2 separate regions of the Homo sapiens genome follow, and region 2 is linked to region 1. The links are chromatin loops, found by intact Hi-C in ENCODE. Cell type or tissue: endothelial cell of umbilical vein. All regions are shown on one strand.

Region 1 (2,500 bases):
CTTTTTGATTTGGGTCCCAAGGGGTATGAACTCTTGGAGAGTGTTATCCCTCCCTCTCTTTCTCTCTCAGCCCTTGCATAGATGCCTATTATCATCAGTTCAAGCCATGGTATCCAGATATTTTGCTTGGATTTAAAACCAGAGGCAGAAGCTAATGAAGGGCTTTCATGTTCAGAAACAGAGGGTTCCTGGCAGCCTCACTGGCTTCTCCATTTAATTCCATGGTGCTAGGGGCACTCCCACTGCTTAGCACAGCCTGGGGGACTGGCAGATGGCACTATCGGCCCAGAAGGGCCAGTCTTCCCTGGTTCAGCCATTGCCTGTGCAGCCACAGTGCCCGTGTGCAGGGTAGAAACCACAGCGCTAAAAGACACTTGCCTGTGGTCTTCCTAGTTAGTATACTTTGGTGCAAAGAATGAACTCTTGCTGTGGGTGAGCACTCTCGCTTTTCTCAGCCGTAGTTTTCTCATCTATAAAGTGGTTCTGTTATGTTACCTTCAAGCACCCTTACAACTACAGACCTCTGTAATTTTCAATGGAATGTTCTCTTCCTTGTGAAAATACAGAATGTTTTTCTTGCAGGTGGACCTGCACATGTAGGAATGAGTTTGGGTAGCTTTAAGGTTATGCAAAATGGTAGAGACTCTAAGTGAGCATGTAGTGTAGGGGTTCTGGGGTCAGACAGCTTGCCCTTTTTTTTTTTTTTTTTTTTTTGAGACAAGAGTCTTGCTCTGTCACCCAGGCCGGAGTGCAGTGGCATGATCTCAGCTCACTGCAGCCTCTGCCTCCCAGGTTCAAGCAATTCTCCTGCCTCAGCCTCCTGAGTAGCTGAGATTACAGTCATGCGCCACTACGCCCGGCTAATTTTGTATTTTTAGTAGAGACAGGGTTTCACCATGTTGGTCAGGCTGGTCTCGAACTCCTGACTTTGTGATCCACCCGCCGCGGCCTCCCAAAGTGCTGGGTTTACAGGTGTGAGCCACCGCACCTGGCTGACAGCCTGCCTTTAAACAGCAACTGAATTTTATATAATAGGCACTGTGCCCAATGCTCTGCATGGATGATCTCATTCAGTCCTCACATCACCTAAGTTCTGCTAGTATCCCCATTATACAGTTGGAGAGTTGAGGCTTAGAGAAGTTAAGTAACTGGCTGAGGCACTTGGGTGGCCTAGCCAAGTTTTGAAAGCAGACATTCTGGCTTGAGTTGAGCCACTGAACCACTCTGCTGTGCTGCCCCCTGTGGGTAAGTGCACACCACGGCAGGTCTGTATGGAGGAGGTTTTCAGGATTCACTTGGAGCTCTCGGAATGCATAAAGTGCAATACTTTCCCATTGCCGCAAAAAGATATTGCATTTTAAATGTCTGAAATCATGATTGACTTAGCTCCTCAGCCCTGAAGGGTGCAGCAGTGGCTTGAAGCATCAGAACCTTGAAGGAGATTTCTTTGAGGAACACTTTGCTATCTCCTGTTAAAATTAGCAGCAAGCATTCTCAGGGCACTCTCCACTAAATATGTCTGGCAGGAGGGTACACGATACCTCTCCCTTCACTCCCCAAATCCTCCCTGTATTGCAGTCCAGAGCTTTTCAAACTTTATATGCATTCAAAAGGCATGGGGGTCTTGGTAAAATGCAGAGTCTGGCTCAGTAGGTATGTGGGGTAAGGCTGATTGAATTTCAAACAACCCCCCAGGTGACTGTTGATGCACTGGTCTGAGGTCTACACTTTGAGCCACAAGGGTCTAGAGTTTATGATTTTCAGGGAGCTAAGCTGGCTGTATCAGAATGACCTGGAGTCTTCAGTAAGCAGCTTCCCAGGACCTTTCTGGGATATTCTCAATCAGGAGGCCTAGGATAGACTCAGGAAACTGCCAGTGTCCCAGGAACCACACTATGAGAAACGCCGCCTCACTCAGTGGTTCCTGTGATCGTCAGGGTCCCTGGTGGATTGAGGCCAACTTGGGAAACATTGATTATTGGGTTTGGGATGGGGCCAGAAGCCCACTTGTATCCTGTTTCGCCGGGGGAGCCTAATCTACACTCAAGTTTGTGAATTCCTCGCAGTAATTACTTCTTTACCTCCTCATCTTTCGTCTGTCCCTTGGCCCCAAACTCTTCCTCAAGCTAGTGTCCCACTGGCTCTTGTTCCTTCTCCTTTGTTGTAGCCAGTGTGTGACTCCTTGGCCCTCTGCACCTGGCTTTTGCATCCTCCACAGTAATGTTTTGCTCCAAGAATCTCTTAGTTGTCAGATCCAGCAAATGTTGAAATACGCTATTACTTGGCCTTGAAGCGGTACTGGACACTGCAGACTGCCTCTTCGTCTTCTCTCCTTTGTTTGCTGAGATTCTGCCCACTATCTCTTGGCTGCCCTTCTACCTTCTTGGTCTTCCTCCCTGGATCGTCAGTTGCCTGGAAATGAATTCTGACCTTTCCATCTAATACATTTTCCCTTGCTCATTTATTTCCATAAACTAGTGATCCTCAGATATTTTTATTT
Region 2 (2,500 bases), 430 kb after region 1:
TACTGTGACCTGTATAATTTTATATGGGTCACAATAATTAACTGCTAGAGATCGTCCAGTATCTCTGTATTATTCCATCATTAGAATAAAAAACACCTGCCTTCATTCTGTTTCACTTTTTTCTACTATTTATCCCCAAAATAAAAGTTAAATCATATTGTAGTATACCAATAAACAGTCTTTGCTGCCAATAGATAGTAATAAACTACCAAACTTCAAATCAACATTCAGACTTGTTTGCCAACAGCAAAATGTATGACGTGCAGCAAGTTTCATCCAACAGTGGGTTGGACGCTGGGCGTGGTGGCTCATGCCTGTAATCCCAGCACTTTGGGAGGCTGAGGCGGGCGGATCATCTGAGGTCAGGAGTTCCAGACGAGACTGGCCAATATGGTGAAACCCGGTCTCTACTCAAAATACAAAAAAATTAGCTGGGCGTGGTGGCGGGTGCCTGTAATCCCAGCTGCTTGGGAGGCTGAGGCAGGAGAATGGCTTGAGCCCGGGAGGTGGAGGTTGCAGTGAGCCGAGGTTGCACCACTGCACTCCAGCCTGAGCGTCAGGGTGAGACTGTCTCAAAACAAAAAACAAAACAAAACAACCTTTAGTTGAACATCTCCAGAAAAAAGTGGAAACAATTTCTTTTTTAATTTAGCAATGTCCCAGAATGATGCCAAAAGATAAATATGGTAAAAGGTGGTTAGTAACATACAACATAAAGCCCAAAGGCTTGTATACCCAACTGAGTGAAACTAGCATGTTTAAGAATAGAGTAGGAGATTGGGAAAATGTAAGGAAGAAACCAACTTTCCAGGTTAAGGCTTAATTCTGATTGAAGTAAAAAGTTTTCTATTTGGAATGACAGCTTGACTATTCTACTTTGTAGTCAAGATGAATGACCAGCATAAAATAACTGGCTGGTTTATGACAAAATGCCAAATGTTGGGGGTTAAAATTGCTCATTTTACTTAAGATGTGACCCAGCTGATAGACACTAAATTAGAGGAAAGTATCAGTGTCAGCAAAGAGTAAGTTAAAGACATTTTATACTGGCAAAATACTTTCCTAAGTATTGTCATTGTTCTGCTGGTTGGAACTTAATTTGAGACAGAATGTTATGGCTGGAGGGGACTCTAGAAATATCTGGTCCAAATCATTTTACAGATGGGAAGCTTGCTAAAAGCTGAAATTAGGCAAAACAACTTTTTTTTTTAATAAAGACTCTTGAGTTAGTAGAAAAAAATAGTATCACCAAGGCAGGAAATGACTCCTCTTTGTATCTAATGCACAGCCAGTGCTTTTAATAGAAATCTGACCAGGAAGCTTTTAAATATCATTTCCTTTTTTGAGCTGGGGGCGTGGAGATTAAATGTTTTGTGGCAACATTTAATTTTTTTCTCCGATAAAAGTACACATTTATTGTAGAAAATGTAAAAAATATAAGCAAGCGCAAAGGAAAATAAGCCAACAAAAAGTTTAGTATATTTCCTTCAGGCTTTTTCTACGCAAATACAAAAATACTACTGTTCAGTTTTTAAATGGAACTTGACAATTATTTATTCATTGTAAAATAATCACAGGAACAGCAGCAGTGTAGGTTTCCCTACCTAGAGGGTGGTATGCAGTGATTCTCAGGCGCTGGTTGGAAGGCACAGCTGAGGGACACAAACTGCCAGGAAGTAATGTGGTAACTAGCCATGAGCTTGTGGTACTAATGGTGGCACGGGAAACAAGGTCTCTGCTTGACTTTTATTTTCACTCCATAACAAACTCACCAGATCAGGAGCCTAAGGGTGGGTGGGGAGGGAGAAGAGAGAAAAAAGCAAAGGGAAAGTTCAAAGTGACACTCGCTGGGGCTGAAAACCACACTCCCCTGCAGATGAGGTCCTTGGCTTTCTCTTGAAATTAAGGCTGATCTAGAACGCTGGCTGGCGACTCTGATTTGGCCTCTCTGGGGGATACAATGTCATCTCTCATTACCAGACAACTTTAAATGGTGGATGGATCTTTAGATCCTTTATAAGCTTATACTAGTTGCGGGTCTCCCTGAGAACTAGATTCCACGATATTTTATATCTATATATAGGCCTTTAACAAATACATGATGGCACACAAAAAAATCATCTCCCTATTAGGAAAATCTGGTTACTTCCAGGATTCTACAGGATCCTTCTCAGAACCTGCAGTTGTTAGGCTACAGCAACATACTCAAGCTAAGTTGTGATACAACCACTGTGACTTCTAATCCTAGTTTGGTGACCTCCTAGGTATCTCCAATCATCTCCCAAGTTTTAAAAAATTCTGATTTTAGGAAATCAATTTTGTTCTTTTTAATCGAAATAAACCAGAGGGTATTCAAAAGAGCTGAAAACTTCTGGCTCACATAGCTTCTGTCACCACCAATGAGATGCCACATGCGCTGACTACTTGGGTCACTTTTAATTTTTATGTTGCTGATTGTATGTGTGCATCTCCTGTCTTGTAAGCATTAAACAAATGAAGA

What was found. Peaks named below come from ENCODE experiments on the same cell type or tissue, not always from the same donor. Only the 100,000 strongest peaks of a DNase experiment are listed, where the experiment ranks them.
Region 2: a loop joins it to region 1, with 15 times the contacts of the local background. A loop is called at or near these places in 10 of 110 quality-filtered maps.

Annotation. Positions count from the first base shown.
Region 1 is chr11:36,055,299-36,057,798 of GRCh38, forward strand. The region is part of intron 2 of LDLRAD3 (low density lipoprotein receptor class A domain containing 3); the gene reads left to right. Among named protein-coding and RNA genes, the nearest start is that of MIR3973, 46 kb to the left of the region's middle. In endothelial cell of umbilical vein, a CTCF peak has its summit at 1,254 (motif pointing left); a DNase peak (open chromatin) is centred at 1,223; H3K27ac peaks cover 808 bases.
Region 2 is chr11:36,486,515-36,489,014 of GRCh38, forward strand. It overlaps TRAF6 (TNF receptor associated factor 6), which reads right to left. Exons shown (of 7, transcript NM_004620.4): 7 at 1-2,500. Among named protein-coding and RNA genes, the nearest start is that of TRAF6, 23 kb to the right of the region's middle. In endothelial cell of umbilical vein, no CTCF peak of the experiment used is centred here; a DNase peak (open chromatin) is centred at 1,297; H3K27ac peaks cover 1,554 bases.